Linked DNA regions of Homo sapiens: region 2 is linked to region 1. A link is a loop called in an ENCODE intact Hi-C map of the cell type or tissue named here. Cell type or tissue: CD4-positive, alpha-beta T cell. All regions are shown on one strand. Links, peaks and the distances in the headings refer to the core of each region. The heading gives the core; the rest is flanking DNA.

What was found. Peaks named below come from ENCODE experiments on the same cell type or tissue, not always from the same donor. Only the 100,000 strongest peaks of a DNase experiment are listed, where the experiment ranks them.
Region 2: a loop joins it to region 1, with 4 times the contacts of the local background. A loop is called at or near these places in 24 of 110 quality-filtered maps.

Annotation. Positions count from the first base shown.
Region 1 is chr3:101,798,399-101,808,387 of GRCh38, forward strand. It overlaps NXPE3 (neurexophilin and PC-esterase domain family member 3), which reads left to right. Exons shown (of 8, transcript NM_145037.4): 5 at 2,837-3,591; 6 at 8,655-8,728. Among named protein-coding and RNA genes, the nearest start is that of NXPE3, 24 kb to the left of the region's middle. In CD4-positive, alpha-beta T cell, for the core only: CTCF peaks have their summits at 4,967 (motif pointing right) and 5,172; a DNase peak (open chromatin) is centred at 4,973.
Region 2 is chr3:101,690,965-101,700,953 of GRCh38, forward strand. It overlaps LOC124906262 (endogenous retrovirus group K member 5 Gag polyprotein), which reads left to right. Exons shown (of 3, transcript XM_047449415.1): 3 at 1,929-9,989. The coding sequence ends at 4,044. Among named protein-coding and RNA genes, the nearest start is that of RPL24, 9.2 kb to the left of the region's middle. RefSeq lists an enhancer at 8,535-9,294. In CD4-positive, alpha-beta T cell, for the core only: CTCF peaks have their summits at 2,791, 5,024 and 5,223; DNase peaks (open chromatin) are centred at 2,807 and 5,017.

The DNA of each region.
Region 1 (9,989 bases), core at 1,015-9,014:
TTTAAGCACAGGGTCTCACTCTGTTGCCCAGGCTAGAGTGCGGTGGCACAGTCATTGTTCACTGTAACCTCTAACTCCTGGGCTCAAGCAATCCTCATATATATACACATATATATGTATGTGTATATATGTATGTATATATGTATGTAGATATATGTCTATATATATAATGTATATATATGTGTGTCTATATATATATATATATTTTTTTTTTTTTTCTTTTAAAGTTTTTGAGACAAAGTCTTGTTCTGTTGTCCAGGCTGGAGTGCAGTGGCACAATCTCAGCGTACTGCAACCTCTGCCTCCTGGGTTCAAGCAATTCTCGTGCTTCAGCCTCCTGAGTAGCTGAGATTACAGGTGTGTACCACCACACCCAGCTAAATTTTTGTATTTTTAGTAGAGACAGGGTTTCACCATGTTGCCCAGACTAGTCTCGAACTCTTGAGCTCAAACGATCCCGATCTGTCCACCTCTGCCTCCCAAAGTGCTAGGATTACAGGCGTGAGCCACTGTGCCCAGCCCAGTTTTAATTTATATTTATTTATTTATTTGTTAGAGACAAGGTCTTGCTCTGTTGCTCTGGCTGGAGTTCCATGGTGTGATCATAGCTCACTACAACCTGGAGCTCCTGGGTTCAGTGATCTTCCCAGCTCAGCCTTCCGTGTAGCTAGGACTACAGGCATATGCCACCACGCTTGGCTAACTTTAAAAAAAAATTCTTGTAGAGATGGGGGTCTTGCTATGTTTCCCAGGTTGGTCTTGAACTCCTGGCCTCAAGCAGTTCTTCTGCTTCAGCCTCCCGAAGTGTTGGAATTACAGGCATGAGCCACTGCACCTGATCTACTACTGTTAACATAATGAAAGATGAGGCCTCTGCTTCATTCTCCTTCCACAATTTGTAAAATTAATTTTATTTCTATATATAACATTAAATAATGTATCTAGTCCTTTTATTTCCCCAACAGCATAATATATCTTAACTTCCTGCTCTAAGTGATGAAGAAAGCCCTACTCATTCTTATTTATTTATTTGTTATTATTTTTTTGAGATGGAGTCTCATTCTGTCGCCCAGCCTGGAGTGCAGTGGCGCGATCTTGGCTCACTGCAACCTCTGCCTCCTGGGTTCAAGCAGTTCTCTCCCTCAGCCTTCCGAGTAGTTGGGATTACAGGCGCCTGCCACCACACTCAGCTAATTTTTGTATTTTTAGTAGAGATGGGGTTTCAGCATGTTGGCCAGGCTGGTCTTGAACTCCTGACCTTGTGATCCATCTGCCTCGGCCTCCCAAAGTGCTGGGATTACAGGTGTGAGCCACCGCATCTGGCCTACTTCATTCTTTTATATTTGATTTCCACTAGTTATAATATTACTTTTGCATCATTAGGTGCATTCTTTATGGATTGTATCCTTCAAGGAATTGGTCCATTTCATCTGGGTTATCAAATTTATGGGCATAGAATTGTTCATAATATTCCTTTATTCCTTTAATGTCCATGGGATCTGTAGTGATGGCTTCTCTTTCATTTCTGATATTAATAATTTGTGTCCTCCCTCTTTTTTTCTTAGCCTGGGTAGAGGGCTTATCAATTTTATCAATCTTTTAAAAAACCAGCTTTGGGTTTCATTGATTTTTCTTTATTGATTTCCTGTTTTCAAGTTCATTGATTTCTGCTATCATGTTTATTATTTTTCTTCTGCTTATTTTGGATATTGTTTGCTCTTCTTTTTCTAGTTTGCTAAGATGTAAGGTTAAATTACTGATTTTAGGTTGTTTTTCTTTCCTAAAATATGTATAGTACTATGAATTTCCCTCTAAGCACTTCTCTTGCTTCATTCTATAGTGTTTAATGAATTATATTTTCACCTTCACCTAGTTAACATATTTTTAAATTTCTCATGAGATTTTGTATGTTACCCATTTGTATACCATTTTGGGATTTTTCCAGCTCTCTTTCTATTATTGATTTCTAGTTTAATTTCATTATGGCTTAAGAGAAGACACTGTATGATTTTTATTTTAAAAAATTTTTAAGGTGTATTTTATGGCCCAAAATGTGGTCCGTTTTGGTGAATGTTCCATGTGAGCTTGATATGAAGTAGTTTACAGATGTCAACTATATCCAGTTTATTGATGGTGCTGTTGAATTCAACTATGTCCTTACCGATTTTCTGCCTGCTGGATCTGTGTATTTCTGATAGAGGATTGTTGAAGTTTCAGACTATAATGTAGATTCATCTATTTCTCCATTAGTTTTTGCCTCACATGTTTTGATACTCATTGGTTAGGTACATACATGTTAAGGGTTGTTTTTTTTTTTGGAGAATTGACTCCTTTATTATTATGTAATGACCCTCTTTATCTTTGCTAACCTTCCTTGCTTTGAAATCTGCTCTGTCTGAAATTAATATAACTACTACTGGTTTCTTTGGATTAGTGTTAGCATGGTATATCTTTCTCCATTCCTTTACTTTTTTCTTGGTGTTTCTCCATCTTAGGTTGGACTGGGTGGCTCGAGTGGGCTGGAGTTGGATATTTCCCTTCTCTCAAGTTGGTTAGGCTCTGATAAAACTCCAATAGGCTAGGTTCTGATAAAGTGGTTTCTCTTGAGGGGCAGCTTTGTTAAGAACAACACAGTGCTCTGCATACTTCAAAATGGGTCCTTTTCCCTTTCTCTTCCCGGAAGCCCAAGGGGATTTTTCTTTGATATTCACTGTGAGAATCTGATTGAGCTCCTGGAGCTAAAACTCACAGAAGTGTGGGGAGCCCTCTGAATTTATGCCAAAATACAGAGACCTATTATAGTGGTAATTTCTGTTGTTTGTGTCTTCTTCTTCAGTACTTGGACCATGAGACTGTTTCAGCCACTTTCATCGACAGCAGTGGACAGTTTGTTTCCTCCCAGGTGACAGGAATTAGCCGAAATCCCTACTGTGGCTATGATCAGCAGACCCTGTCCAGCCAGGAGCGCATGGAGGAGGACTCCTTGCTGGCTGCCTTGCACCGGCAGGTTCCTGATGTGGGCCCAGTCCCCTTTGTGAAGAGCACTGACCCTTCTTCCAGCTACTTTGTCATCTTGAACTCTGCTGCCTTCTTTAAGGTGGGAAGCCAGCTTGAGGTGCTGGTTCATGTGCAGGATTTTCAAAGAAAGCCCAAGAAGTATGGTGGAGACTACCTGCAGGCCAGAATTCACTCCCTCAAGCTGCAGGCTGGGGCTGTGGGCAGGGTGGTGGATTACCAGAATGGGTTTTACAAGGTTTTCTTTACTTTGCTATGGCCAGGCAAAGTTAAAGTATCCGTATCTCTGGTCCACCCCAGTGAAGGGATCAGAGTTCTTCAGCGCTTACAGGAAGATAAACCAGACAGGGTCTATTTCAAGAGTCTCTTCCGTTCAGGAAGAATTTCTGAAACTACTGAGTGCAACGTGTGTCTTCCTGGGAATCTGCCCCTGTGTAACTTTACAGACCTCTACACTGGGGAGCCCTGGTTCTGCTTCAAACCAAAGAAGCTCCCTTGCAGCAGCAGAATTACCCATTTCAAAGGTGGATACCTGAAAGGTCTCCTAACCGCTGCAGAGAGTGCTTTCTTCCAGAGGTATGTACTGCTTTTTCTTGGGGATGATTTGAAGAGTTCTTTTCCACTGTCCTTGTCCCATTTAGGAGACTTTCTGGTATTCGGTATGTGTTTCTTACCTCTCTCTCAACTTGGCCCAATACAGAAGAGGTAGTGAATAAAAAAAAAAACATAGATTTGTATTTTTCATTAGTGTTTTAAAAATGAAGCTTAATGCTTATCTGAGTCCAAATTAAAGACCTTTTACCCTTGAATTTTTGTTCTTTACCCTCATATCTGTGTTTTCCTTTAGAACCACATAGCATGTTTACACAGTAGCTGTGTAAGTAAAATCCCTTATTCACAGAACAGATAGAAGTTATCTAAGGGTCAGATGTGGTGACTCATGCTTGTAATCCCAGCACTTTGGGAGGCTGAAACGGGAGGATCGCTTGAGCCCAGGAGTTTGAGACCAGCCTGGGCAACATAGCAAGACCCCATCTATTTTATGTAAAGAAAAAAATAATCCAAGAACAGGGCTGGTAGGGCTGGTAGTCAGGCTGGTGTTTTATCTTTGTATCTAATGAACTGAAACTTTAAAAAGTAACATAATAACAGTTTTTAAAATCATTTGAACCTACTGATTAAAAAACTATGAATATGGCAACATTGCTGGGTTGACTTAATAAGCATAGGAAGTCAGGAATACCACAGAAAACTATATTTTTTAAGCTAAATAGTTGTTGAAATTATTGCAGTATTGTGTTCAAATTTCTATTTCAAATGTAAGCTTAAAATATTTTCAGCATGATGAGAAATACATGGAATAATGTGCAGAAAGGAATATGGAACCAGTATGAATTAAAATTTGTGTTTTCTTCAACATTCCATAACATCACTAAGAAATAAAAAATTATAAAAGCTACATGGTTAAAAAGTACCATGCTGGCCAAGCGTGGTGGCTCATGACTGTAGTCCCAGCACTTTGGGAGGCTGAGGTGGGAGGAAGGCTGGAGCCCAGGAGTTTGAGGTTGCAGTGAGCTGTGATCACAATTGCACTACAGCCTGGACAACAGAGTGAGACCCTGTCTCAACAAAAAGTACAATTGTTTGAAAGAATGTATACATGTTTTTTACTTTTTAGTGAAATATATTGTTTTTAAACATTCCTTGGTAGAGAGAATTTTTTTGTTGGATAAAAGGGAGGTATTTTTGTTAAGGATATCTGGGCACCCTAAAAATTTCATACTTTATGTCCACTCATTACCGTATGGGAGAAAAGTTGCTACCATAAAGTATGTGGTTTGTAGGAGCTCCTAAAATAAAACTCTTCAGTTTTCCACCCTGAAGTCAGCTTTTGGTCATACCAGATTATGTACATATGTAGTGGGTTCATGCCATACTTTTAGAAGGCCAGCAGAGGGAGCACTACTCAATGTACAGTGTTTACTGTACTGCTGAGAAGACTAGTATTTTCTATGGCTCAGTACAAAATGAAAACAAAATTAAATTTCACAACTCCTCAAAACAAAACCAAAACAAAATTTTTCATTTTATTCGTGGGTTCAGGTTTCAGACATGCTATTTATTAGTGACTGAGCAGATTATTTTATTTCTGTGTACTTTTTTGCCTATATATGAAGACTACTCAATTACCCTATTTTAGAGGGTTGGTTTGTTTGTTTGTTTTGCAACAGGGTCTCACTTTGTCATCCAGGCTGGAGTGCAGTGGCATGATTGCAGCTTGCTGCAGCCTCAACGTCCCGGGTTCGACGGATTCTCCCACCTCAGCCTCCCGAGTAGTTCGGACTACAGGTGTGCGCCACCACACCCAGCTAATTTTTGTATGTTTTGTAGAAATGTGGTTTCACTATGTTGCCCAGGCTGGTCTTGAACCCCTGGGCTCAAGTAGTCCTCCTGCTTTGTCCTCCCAAAGGGCTGGAATTACAGATGTGAGCCACCATACCCCGTTAGAGTTGTGTTTTTAGATTTTTAAGTTATTATGGATACATCCTAGTTGCACATATTTTTGAGGTAGATGTGATATTTTGATACAAGCATATAATATGTAATGATCAAATCAGGGTAATTGGAGTATCCATTGCCTAAAGCATTTATCATTTCTTTGTGTTGGGAACATTCCAATTCCACTGTCATAATTGTTTTGAAATATATAGTAAATGATTGTTAACTATAATTGCCCTATAGAGTTACGTTGTCAGTCTACTTAGTGGCCTAGCAAAGAGGAAGAAACATAGTAATTTACGCAAATTCCAGGTGGAAAATAGAGAAAGTTTAGAGAACTAAATTAGTGTAAAACTTAAAAGTATTTCTGACTATAAATTCTACCATTAAAAACAAAAAAGCACCCGTGAACCCACAAGGATAAAATAATGTGTTTGTCCCTGCCCTTCCTTGCATATCCTGGGTGAGGCTGGTTGATGGTACATTGTTGTAGAATAATTGCGGAATTTTATTTACCTGGAAGTTTGCTGAGAAAACAATGTCTGAGGTGGTGTAAGTTTTTGGAAAGCAAACATTTGACAGAGTTCTCATAATTGATTTTCATTTTCCACCCTTTATTCTGTTAAAGTTCTGAAATATTGCATAAGGCCATCTGAAAAGAAAAAGAAAAAGATTGAAATTGATTTTTTGGGGGATCTTTGGGTATACTGTTTTGAGCTCATGGCCCAAATATGTTGAGCTGATATCCTTTTTTACTTCTCTTCCTTGGTAGCTCATAACCTTACTTAAACCAGAAAGAATTAAGAAGCTTAGCCTTGGTATTTGGTTCCCTAAATGACAGTTGAACAATTAAAATATGTCATCTTTGTTCTTTATCTATAAGGGAATAAAAGTGTTACTTTTGGAAAGGACAACAGGGGTTTCCTTAAAGATCCTATTAATATAAGGGAAGGCCTTTTGAAAGAATGGGCTTATCACCTACAACATTTCCCTTTTATTTTAGCATGATTGCTACTTTTTTCTTTCTAACTTTGTGTTTAAAAAATTGAATCTTTAGAAACATTGCAGGAATAATAACAATGAACTCATATACCTTTAACTTAGATTCACTATTATTGTTTTGACACATTTTGCTTTATCTTTCTTTGTGTTTATATGTATCTGTGTATAATTTTTTCCCCTGAACCACCTGAGAGTATGTTGCAGACATCATGGCACTGCACTCCATAAATATGCCTCTCCTAAGAAAATGGACTTTCTCTAACATATAACCATAATGATCACATTTGGGACATTTATCATTGTTATAGTACTGTTATTTAATATGCAGTTCATATTAGATATTCAAGTTTCTTCAGTTGTCCCAATAATGACTTCTGTAGCTATCTTTTTAATTTTAACTAATCTAATCTATGCTTACTCAGTGTGTTTGGTTATCTCTTTAATCCAAAAGAATTCTTTAGCCTATTTTGTTTTGTACAACATTGGCAATTTTGATGTTGCTGTTTTGTAGAATGTCCTTTTTTTTTTTTTTGAGATAGGGTGTCGCTTTGTCATCCAGGCTGGGGTGCGGTGCAGTGATCTCAGCTCACTGTAACCTTCAGCTCACTTGACTTCCTGGGGTCAAGTGATTCTTGTGCCTCACCCTCCCAAGTAGCTGGGAGTACTAGGCACGCACCACCATAGCTGGCTAATTTTTGTATTTTTAGTAGAGATGGAGTTTTGCCATGTTGGCCAGGCTGGTCTCAGACTCCTGGCCTCAAGGATATCTGCCCGTCTTGGCCTCCCAAAGTGCTGGGATTACAGGCGTAAGCCACCACGCCCAGTCTGCTTTGGATTTGCTTTATTGTTTTCACTTTCCATGTGATTAGATTGAGGCTAAATATTTTGGCAGGAAAATTATAGAAGAAGTTTTCCTGCAAATATTTTTACAGGAAATTATGTTTTTGTAAGAAAATTATTATTGTACAATAATAATTATATAATTATTATAACTATAGACAAGTAAATTGTATATTTTTTTCTTACCATAAAAGTCTAAACTCATGAAAGTAGTTTATATGTGCTCTCTTAAAAATCACTTTATTTAAGCTATGAAATTTGATTATGCTGTAATGTGGCCAGGCCTGTACACTTCCTTCATTACTTGTTTTTTGTCTGTCTCCATGTCAGCTCCATGAAGAAGGAGATGCTGTGTGTTTTGCTTACTGTAGTAGCCCTGGATTCTAGGACAGTACCTGGCTTAAGAAGCTTAAGAATTATTTGTTGAATAAACAGTTTTTTCTGAAATTGATGAAATAATAAAAAATGACTGCACATTCCCATATCAAGAATTTGAGAAGTTAACATTTTATGTTTTTGTTTTTGGTCTAAGTACAAGAGACCTAGTTTTATTGTGACTCAGTTTCTGGAATAGTTGCCCCGGATTTCGAGTGCTTTTCTCCTTACCTCCACCCTCCCCCATGTTTTAATGCAGCCCTCCAAAAATATTTACTGAGTGTGGACTCTAGACCAGGGCCTGTGCTAGGATACAAAGATGAATGAGGCACCACCCTTATCTTCGAGTAGTATATGTTTTATTTTATTTTATTTTTTTCCCCTGCTGCCTCCCTTGAGTAGTACATGTTTTAGTAAGGGGAACAGACACTAAAGAGTCCTGGTAATGATGAGCAAAGTACTGCATGAGTAAGTATCTGGGGGGCAAGTGTCCCCACTAGGACTCCTGTCAGATCTGGAAAAGGCCTGAGGAATCTGATACATGACTTAATGCAGCGTATACTTGCAGCCTGAAAACTAAGTAATGACAAAATAGACATTCTTGTCAGTGTGAGCCATTCTCTGAGTCCAAGGGGAGTACATAATTCAAACCAGAATTGGTCATTTTGGAGTTTGCACTCTTAGCAGTATACAGTGGAGTGAAATTTAAGAATCAATTTAATTTCTTTTCAGTTTTTATGTACATAAAACCTGCTTACTACAAGAGACCCAGTTTATTATTTTGTGTTGGTTAACATTCATAAGTATATTTCATCATAATAAGGCTCCGTGAAATTAGTCATTTTATCATTTGCCAATAAAGACATATATCTGAAAATAAATGTTCCTGAACCTGAGCTTGTGCTTTTTTATTCCTCTTAAAGTGGTGTCAATATCAAAATGCCAGTCAACTCCAGTGGACCTGATTGGGTAACTGTGATTCCCAGGAGAATAAAAGGTAAAAAAAAGAATAAGCTTGATGATTTGTTGTTTTTCTTACTAACTGGGTTGAGGCTCTGTCGTTTCATTTATGTTGCAAAAACTTATATGCCATAGTTACTTCTGGGCACAATTGAAAATATTAAAAGTACTGTTTGATTAAAAAAATCAGATCTTATGTGCATAATTCTGAGTTTTGCTATTTATTGTTATTTTATTTTTATTTTTTTGAGACAGGGTCTTGCTCTGTTACCTAGGCTGGAGTGCAGTGGCGCAATCTTTACTCACTGCAGCCTTGATCTCCTAGGCTCAATTGATCCTCCCATCTCAGCCTCCCGAGTAGCTGGGACTACAGGCACACACCACCACACCTGGCTGATTTTTGCATTTTTTTTTTGCAGAGACAAATTTTTGCCATGTTGCCCAGGATGGTCTTGAATTCTTGAGCTCAAGCAATCCTCCCACCTTGGCCTCCCAAAGTGCTGGGATTACAGACATGTGCACGGCCGAGTTTTGCTATTTAAGCTCATGTAAAAGTTTTCTTCTCTTGCCAGCCCTCTTCTGTTTGGCTCCTCAAGAGTCTTTTGAACAACCTTGTCCAATATGATAGCAACTAGTCACTTGTAGTGATTCAAATTTAAATCAATTAAGATTAAATAAAATTCAAAATCTAGTTATTTAATCACACATGCCCAATAACTATATGTAGACAGCATTTTATGTAGAATTTATCCATCATCTCAAAAAGTTGTGTTGGACATTGCTGCTCTAGAGATATGGGTAAAATTATCATGGAAATGTTTAAATCATCACAAAAAGTTGTGTTGGACATTGCTGCTCTAGAGATATGGGTAAAATTATCATGGAAATGTTTAAAATAACATTGGGTTGGAGAATAGCAGCTCTTCTCAAAGTGTGGTCTGTGGATCAGTGGCATCAGCATTACCAGGCAACCTGATAGAATTGCAAATTCTCAGGTCCTATCTCAGATGACTGAAACAGAAACCCTGGCTGGTGGGGCTGAGCAAGAAAGTTTTAACAAACTTTTCGGGTGACTCTGATTTATTGGTGTAGAATATTAATAGTAAAAGAACAAAATTCAGAGCAGTAAATGTAAATTTTGCAGAATAGATATAATTAGCTATCGTGATTTTTAGAAAGAAGGGATGAATGTTACTAGTGAGGCTTATGCAGATGGCGGGCAAGGTCCTTCTAGCTTTTAAAAGTATATTAACTAATAGTACTGCACTCTGCAGATGTTGGCAAACCCTTTTGCTGCA
Region 2 (9,989 bases), core at 1,247-9,246, 110 kb before region 1:
AATCAATCAATAAACTTCAGTCAACCCTGCCAGGAGCTATGGAACAATTATTGTTTGTTGGAGTGTTCTGTGTTGGGCTAAATGTGAAGCCTCTTTATACTTCTACCTTACTCAGTCACCATATGGGGGCTGCCCCAGAGAGGTCATGACCTCAAGTGAGGAAGTACTCAGCAGCTGAGCCAGGCCCTACTGATAGCTGGAGGATGCTGCTGCCCATGCTGCCCACTGTGAGGCAGCAAGCCCTTGCTTGAAGGGGGATCTGGATAGTATGTTTCTGTGTCTACCACCCCTAGAAATGGTGCCTAGAGTGAGTCATCACAAAAAGAATCAGGATAGCTTGGTGTAGTGGCAGGTGCCTATAATCCCAGCTACTCAGGAGACTGTGGCAGGAGAATGACTTAAACCAGGGAGTTGGAGGTTGCAGTGAGGTGAGGTCACACAACTGCACTCCAGACTGGGTGACAGAGTGAGACTCCATCTCAAAAAAAAAAAAAAAAGAAAAGAAAAGAAAAAAGAAAAAGAATCAGGAAATACTAATATTTAAAGGATAGGTGAATGGAGGAAAATAATCAATTGAAGGAGGCTGAGCAGATGAGGTCAAAGAAGATAGAGATCCATAACAGTAACCTCATAGAAGCTTATGGAAGCATTTTGACAGTGCTAAAAGCCACATAAAGTTCAAGTAAGACAGTTTCAGAAATGTATAAACATGAATGCCTTTGCAGTGACTTAAGTGTGATTCTGTTGTTTCCTTCTAAAAATACTGCCTTCTCAGGTGTGGGAAGGATTCTATCTTTTTAGGCTTTACCACCATAGTTCTCTGCAGGCTTGCAATCCTGAATCAGGCTTGACTTCAGAAAGTGCTTTAAAAGGGAGGCTGGGCGCGGTGGCTCATGCCTGTAATCCCAGCACTCTGAGAGGCTGAGGTTGTGGGGAAAAGCAAGAGAGATCAGATTGTTACTGTGTCTGTGTAGAAAGAAGTAGACATAGGAGACTCCATTTTGTTCTGTACTAAGAAAAATTCTTCTGCCTTGAGATTCTGTTAATCTATGACCTTACCCCCAACCCCGTGCTCTCTGAAACAGGTGCTGTGTCAAACTCAGGGTTAAATGGATTAAGGGTTGTGCAAGATGTGCTTTGTTAAACAAATGCTTGAAGGCAGCATGGTCCTTAAGAGTCATCACCACTCCCTAATCTCAAGTACCCAGGGACACAAACACTGCGGAAGGCCGCAGAGACCTCTGCCTAGGAAAGCAAGGTATTGTCCAAGGTTTCTCCCCATGTGATAGTCTGAAATATGGCCTCGTGGGAAGGGAAAGACCTGACCGTCCCCCAGCCTGACACCCGTAAAGGGTCTGTGCTGAGGAGGATTAGTGTAAGAGGAAGGCATGCCTCTTGCAGTTGAGACAAGAGGAAGGCATCTGTCTCCTGCCCGTCCCTGGGCAATGGAATGTCTCGGTATAAAACCCGATTGATTGTACGTTCCATCTACTGAGATAGGAAGAAAACGCCTTAGGGCTGGAGGTGTGGGACAAGCCGGCAGCAATACTGCTTTGTAAAGCATTGAGATGTTTATGTGTATGCATATCTAAAAGCACAGCACTTGATTCTTTACCTTGTCTGTGATGCAAAGACCTTTGTTCACGTGTTTGTCTGCTGACCCTCTCCCCACTATTGTCTTGTGACCATGACACATCCCCCTCTCAGAGAAACACCCACGAATGATCAATAAATACTAAGGGAACTCAGAGACGGCGCGGATCCTCCATATGCTGAACGCTGGTTCCCTGGGTCCCCTTATTTCTTTCTCTATACTTTGTGTCTTTTTCTTTTCCAAGTCTCTCGTTCCACCTTACGAGAAACACCCACAGGTGTGGAGGGGCAACCCACCCCTTCATCTGGTGCCCAACGTGGAGGCTTTTCTCTAGGGTGAAGGTACGCTCGAGCGTGGTCATTGAGGACAAGTTGACGAGAGATCCCGAGTACATCTACAGTCAGCCTTGCGGTAAGCTTGTGCGCTCGGAAGAAGCTAGGGTGATAATGGGGCAAACTAAAAGTAAAACTAAAAGTAAATATGCCTCTTATCTCAGCTTTATTAAAATTCTTTTAAAAAGAGGGGGAGTTAGAGTATCTACAAAAAATCTAATCAAGCTATTTCAAATAATAGAACAATTTTGCCCATGGTTTCCAGAACAAGGAACTTTAGATCTAAAAGATTGGAAAAGAATTGGCGAGGAACTAAAACAAGCAGGTAGAAAGGGTAATATCATTCCACTTACAGTATGGAATGATTGGGCCATTATTAAAGCAGCTTTAGAACCATTTCAAACAAAAGAAGATAGCGTTTCAGTTTCTGATGCCCCTGGAAGCTGTGTAATAGATTGTAATGAAAAGACAGGGAGAAAATCCCAGAAAGAAACAGAAAGTTTACATTGCGAATATGTAACAGAGCCAGTAATGGCTCAGTCAACGCAAAATGTTGACTATAATCAATTACAGGGGGTGATATATCCTGAAACGTTAAAATTAGAAGGAAAAGGTCCAGAATTAGTGGGGCCATCAGAGTCTAAACCACGAGGGCCAAGTCCTCTTCCAGCAGGTCAGGTGCCCGTAACATTACAACCTCAAACGCAGGTTAAAGAAAATAAGACCCAACCGCCAGTAGCTTATCAATACTGGCCGCCGGCTGAACTTCAGTATCTGCCACCCCCAGAAAGTCAGTATGGATATCCAGGAATGCCCCCAGCACTACAGGGCAGGGCGCCATATCCTCAGCCGCCCACTGTGAGACTTAATCCTACAGCATCACGTAGTGGACAAGGTGGTACACTGCACGCAGTCATTGATGAAGCCAGAAAACAGGGAGATCTTGAGGCATGGCGGTTCCTGGTAATTTTACAACTGGTACAGGCCGGGGAAGAGACTCAAGTAGGAGCGCCTGCCCGAGCTGAGACTAGATGTGAACCTTTCACCATGAAAATGTTAAAAGATATAAAGGAAGGAGTTAAACAATATGGATCCAACTCCCCTTATATAAGAACATTATTAGATTCCATTGCTCATGGAAATAGACTTACTCCTTATGACTGGGAAAGTTTGGCCAAATCTTCCCTTTCATCCTCTCAGTATCTACAGTTTAAAACCTGGTGGATTGATGGAGTACAAGAACAGGTACGAAAAAATCAGGCTACTAAGCCCACTGTTAATATAGACGCAGACCAATTGTTAGGAACAGGTCCAAATTGGAGCACCATTAACCAACAATCAGTGATGCAGAATGAGGCTATTGAACAAGTAAGGGCTATTTGCCTCAGGGCCTGGGGAAAAATTCAGGACCCAGGAACAGCTTTCCCTATTAATTCAATTAGACAAGGCTCTAAAGAGCCATATCCTGACTTTGTGGCAAGATTACAAGATGCTGCTCAAAAGTCTATTACAGATGACAATGCCCGAAAAGTTATTGTAGAATTAATGGCCTATGAAAATGCAAATCCAGAATGTCAGTCGGCCATAAAGCCATTAAAAGGAAAAGTTCCAGCAGGAGTTGATGTAATTACAGAATATGTGAAGGCTTGTGATGGGATTGGAGGAGCTATGCATAAGGCAATGCTAATGGCTCAAGCAATGAGGGGGCTCACTCTAGGAGGACAAGTTAGAACATTTGGGAAAAAATGTTATAATTGTGGTCAAATCGGTCATCTGAAAAGGAGTTGCCCAGTCTTAAATAAACAGAATATAATAAATCAAGCTATTACAGCAAAAAATAAAAAGCCATCTGGCCTGTGTCCAAAATGTGGAAAAGGAAAACATTGGGCCAATCAATGTCATTCTAAATTTGATAAAGATGGGCAACCATTGTCGGGAAACAGGAAGAGGGGCCAGCCTCAGGCCCCCCAACAAACTGGGGCATTCCCAGTTCAACTGTTTGTTCCTCAGGGTTTTCAAGGACAACAACCCCTACAGAAAATACCACCACTTCAGGGAGTCAGCCAATTACAACAATCCAACAGCTGTCCCGCGCCACAGCAGGCAGCGCCACAGTAGATTTATGTTCCACCCAAATGGTCTCTTTACTCCCTGGAGAGCCCCCACAAAAGATTCCTAGAGGGGTATATGGCCCGCTGCCAGAAGGGAGGGTAGGCCTTATTTTAGGGTGATCAAGTCTAAATTTGAAGGGAGTCCAAATTCATACTGGGGTAATTTATTCAGATTATAAAGGGGGAATTCAGTTAGTGATCAGCTCCACTGTTCCCTGGAGTGCCAATCCAGGTGATAGAATTGCTCAATTACTGCTTTTGCCTTATGTTAAAATTGGGGAAAACAAAACGGAAAGAACAGGAGGGTTTGGAAGTACCAACCCTGCAGGAAAAGCCACTTATTGGGCTAATCAGGTCTCAGAGGATAGACCCGTGTGTACAGTCACTATTCAGGGAAAGAGTTTGAAGGATTAGTGGATACCCAGGCTGATGTTTCTATCATCGGCATAGGCACCGCCTCAGAAGTGTATCAGAGTGCCATGATTTTACATTGTCTAGGATCTGATAATCAAGAAAGTACGGTTCAGCCTATGATCACTTCTATTCCAATCAATTTATGGGGCCGAGACTTGTTACAACAATGGCATGCAGAGATTACTATCCCAGCCTCCCTATACAGCCCCAGGAATCAAAAAATCATGACTAAAATGGGATAGCTCCCTAAAAAGGGACTAGGAAAGAATGAAGATGGCATTAAAGTCCCAACTGAGGCTGAAAAAAATCAAAAAAAGAAAAGGAATAGGGCATCCTTTTTAGAAGCGGTCACTGTAGAGCCTCCAAAACCCATTCCATTAATTTGGGGGGAAAAAAAAAAACTGTATGGTAAATCAGTAGCCGCTTCCAAAACAAAAACTGGAGGCTTTACACTTATTAGCAAAGAAACAGTTAGAAAAAGGACATATTGAGCCTTCATTTTCGCCTTGGAATTCTCCTGTTTGTAATTCAGAAAAAATCCGGCAGATGGCGTATGCTAACTGACTTAAGAGCCATTAATGCCATAATTCAACCCATGGGGGCTCTCCCATCCCGGTTGCCCTCTCCAGCCATGGTCCCCTTTAATTATAATTGATCTGAAGGATTGCTTTTTTACCATTCCTCTGGCAAAAGAGGATTTTGAAAAATTTGCTTTTACTATACCAGCCTAAATAATAAAGAACCAGCCACCAGGTTTCAGTGGAAAGTATTGCCTCAGGGAATGCTTAATAATTCAACTATTTGTCAGACTTTCATAGCTCAAGCTCTGCAACCAGTTAGAGACAAGTTTTCAGACTGTTATATCGTTCATTATGTTGATATTTTGTGTGCTGCAGAAACGAGAGACAAATTAATTGACCGTTACACATTTCTCAGACAGAGGTTGCCAACGCGGGACTGACAATAGCATCTGATAAGATTCAAACCTCTCCTCCTTTCCATTACTTGGGAATGCAGGTAGAGGAAAGGAAAATTAAACCACAAAAAATAGAAATAAGAAAAGACACATTAAAAACATTAAATGAGTTTCAAAAGTTGGTAGGAGATACTAATTGGATTCGGAGATATTAATTGGATTTGGCCAACTCTAGGCATTCCTACTTATGCCATGTCAATTTTGTTCTCTTTCTTAAGAGGGGACTTGGAATTAAATAGTGAAAGAATGTTACCTCCAGAGGCAACTAAAGAAATTAAATTAATTGAAGAAAAAAATTCGGTCAGCACAAGTAAATAGGATCACTTGGCCCCACTCCAAATTTTGATTTTTGGTACTGCACATTCTCTAACAGCCATCATTGTTCAAAACACAGATCTTGTGGATTGGTCCTTCCTTCCTCATAGTACAATTAAGACTTTTACATTGTACTTGGATCAAATGGCTACATTAATTGGTCAGGGAAGATTACGAATAATAACATTGTGTGGAAATGACCCAGATAAAATCACTGTTCCTTTCAACAAGCAACAAGTTAGACAAGCCTTTATCAGTTCTGGTGCATGGCAGATTGGTCTTGCTAATTTTCTGGGAATTATTGATAATCATTACCCAAAAACAAAAATCTTCCAGTTCTTAAAATTGACTACTTGGATTCTACCTAAAATTACCAGACGTGAACCTTTAGAAAATGCTCTAACAGTATTTACTGATGGTTCCAGCAATGGAAAAGCGGCTTACACAGGGCCGAAAGAACGAGTAATCAAAACTCCGTATCAATCAGCTCAAAGAGCAGAGTTGGTTGCAGTCATTACAGTGTTACAAGATTTTGACCAACCTATCAATATTATATCAGATTCTGCATATGTAGTACAGGCTACAAGGGATGTTGAGACAGCTCTAATTAAATATAGCACGGACGATCATTTAAACCAGCTATTCAATTTATTACAACAAACTGTAAGAAAAAGAAATTTCCCATTTTATATTACTCATATTCGAGCACACACTAATTTACCAGGGCCTTTGACTAAAGCAAATGAACAAGCTGACTTACTGGTATCATCTGCATTCATAAAAGCACAAGAACTTCTTGCTTTGACTCATGTAAATGCAGCAGGATTAAAAAACAAATTTGATGTCACATGGAAACAGGCAAAAGATATTGTACAACATTGCACCCAGTGTCAAGTCTTACACCTGTCCACTCAAGAGGCAGGAGTTAATCCCAGAGGTCTGTGTCCTAATGCGTTATGGCAAATGGATGGCACGCATGTTCCTTCATTTGGAAGATTATCATATGTTCATGTAACAGTTGATACTTATTCACATTTCATATGGGCAACTTGCCAAACAGGAGAAAGTACTTCCCATGTTAAAAAACATTTATTATCTTGTTTTGCTGTAATGGGAGTTCCAGAAAAAATCAAAACTGACAATGGACCAGGATATTGTAGTAAAGCTTTCCAAAAATTCTTAAGTCAGTGGAAAATTTCACATACAACAGGAATTCCTTATAATTCCCAAGGACAGGCCATAGTTGAAAGAACTAATAGAACACTCAAAACTCAATTAGTTAAACAAAAAGAAGGGGGAGACAGTAAGGAGTGTACCACTCCTCAGATGCAACTTAATCTAGCACTCTATACTTTAAATTTTTTAAACATTTATAGAAATCAGACTACTACTTCTGCAAAACAACATCTTACTGGTAAAAAGCACAGCCCACATGAAGGAAAACTAATTTGGTGGAAAGATAATAAAAATAAGACATGGGAAATAGGGAAGGTGATAACGTGGGGGAGAGGTTTTGCTTGTGTTTCACCAGGAGAAAATCAGCTTCCTGTTTGGATACCCACTAGACATTTGAAGTTCTACAATGAACCCATCGGAGATGCAAAGAAAAGGGCCTCCACAGAGATGGTAACCCCAGTCACATGGATGGATAATCCTATAGAAGTATATGTTAATGATAGTGTATGGGTACCTGGCCCCACAGATGATCGCTGCCCTGCCAAACCTGAGGAAGAAGGGATGATGATAAATATTTCCATTGTGTATCGTTATCCTCCTATTTGCCTAGGGAGAGCACCAGGATGTTTAATGCCTGCAGTCCAAAATTGGTTGGTAGAAGTACCTACTGTCAGTCCTAACAGTAGATTCACTTATCACATGGTAAGCGGGATGTCACTCAGGCCACGGGTAAATTATTTACAAGACTTTTCTTATCAAAGATCATTAAAATTTAGACCTAAAGGGAAACCTTGCCCCAAGGAAATTCCCAAAGAATCAAAAAATACAGAAGTTTTAGTTTGGGAAGAATGTGTGGCCAATAGTGCGGTGATATTACAAAACAATGAATTCGGAACTATTATAGATTGGGCACCTCGAGGTCAATTCTACCACAATTGCTCAGGACAAACTCAGTCGTGTCCAAGTGCACAAGTGAGTCCAGCTGTTGATAGCGACTTAACAGAAAGTCTAGACAAACATAAGCATAAAAAATTACAGTCTTTCTACCCTTGGGAATGGGGAGAAAAAGGAATCTCTACCCCAAGACCAGAAATAATAAGTCCTGTTTCTGGTCCTGAACATCCAGAATTATGGAGGCTTTGGCCTGACACCACATTAGAATTTGGTCTGGAAATCAAACTTTAGAAACAAGAGATCGTAAGCCATTTTATACTATCGACCTAAATTCCAGTCTAACGGTTCCTTTACAAAGTTGCGTAAAGCCCTCTTATATGCTAGTTGTAGGAAATATAGTTATTAAACCAGACTCCCAAACTATAACCTGTGAAAATTGTAGATTGTTTACTTGCATTGATTCAACTTTTAATTGGCGGCACCGTATTCTGCTGGTGAGAGCAAGAGAGGGCGTGTGGATCTCTGTGTCCGTGGACTGACCGTGGGAGGCCTCGCCATCCATCCATATTTTGACTGAAGTATTAAAAGGCATTTTAAATAGATCCAAAAGATTCATTTTTACCTTAATTGCAGTGATTATGGGATTAATTGCAGTCACAGCTACGGCTGCTGTGGCAGGAGTTGCATTGCACTCTTCTGTTCAGTCGGTAAACTTTGTTAATGATTGGCAAAAGAATTCTACAAGATTGTGGAATTCACAATCTAGTATTGATCAAAAATTGGCAAATCAAATTAATGATCTTAGACAAACTGTCATTTGGATGGGAGACAGACTCATGAGCTTAGAACATTGTTTCCAGTTACAGTGTGACTGGAATACGTCAGATTTTTGTATTACACCCCAAATTTATAATGAGTCTGAGCATCACTGGGACATGGTTAGACGCCATCTACAGGGAAGAGAAGATAATCTCACTTTAGACATTTCCAAATTAAAATAACAAATTTTCGAAGCATCAAAAGCCCATTTAAATTTGATGCCAGGAACTGAGGCAATTGCAGGAGTTGCTGATGGCCTCGCAAATCTTAACCCTGTCACTTGGGTTAAGACCATCGGAAGTACTATGATTATAAATCTCATATTAATCCTTGTGTGCCTGTTTTGTCTGTTGTTAGTCTGCAGGTGTACCCAACAGCTCCGAAGAGACAGCGACCATCGAGAACGGGCCATGATGACGATGGCGGTTTTGTCGAAAAGAAAAGGGGGAAATGTGGGGAAAAGCAAGAGAGATCAGATTGTTACTGTGTCTGTGTAGAAAGAAGTAGACATAGGAGACTCCATTTTGTTCTGTACTAAGAAAAATTCTTCTGCCTTGAGATTCTGTTAATCTATGACCTTACCCCCAACCCCGTGCTCTCTGAAACAGGTGCTGTGTCAAACTCAGGGTTAAATGGATTAAGGGTTGTGCAAGATGTGCTTTGTTAAACAAATGCTTGAAGGCAGCATGCTCCTTAAGAGTCATCACCACTCCCTAATCTCAAGTACCCAGGGACACAAAAACTGCGGAAGGCCGCAGGGACCTCTGCCTAGGAAAGCCAGGTATTGTCCAAGGTTTCTCCCCATGTGATAGTCTGAAATATGGCCTCATGGGAAGGGAAAGACCTGACCGTCCCCCAGCCCGACACCCGTAAAGGGTCTGTGCTGAGGAGGATTAGTATAAGAGGAAGGCATTCCTCTTGCAGTTGAGACAAGAGGAAGGCATCTGTCTCCTGCCCGTCCCTGGGCAATGGAATGTCTCGGTATAAAACCCGATTGTACGTTCCATCTACTGAGATAGGAAGAAAACGCCTTAGGGCTGGAGGTGGGACATGCAGGCAGCAATACTGCTTTGTAAAGCATTGAGATGTTTATGTGTATGCATATCTAAAAGCACAGCACTTGATTCTTTACCTTGTCTATGATGCAAAGACCTTTGTTCACGTGTTTGTCTGCTGACCCTCTCCCCACTATTGTCTTGTGACCATGACACATCCCCCTCTCAGAGAAACACCCACGAATGATCAATAAATACTAAGGGAACTCAGAGACGGCGCGGATCCTCCATATGCTGAACGCTGGTTCCCTGGGTCCCCTTATTTCTTTCTCTATACTTTGTCTCTGTGTCTTTTTCTTTTCC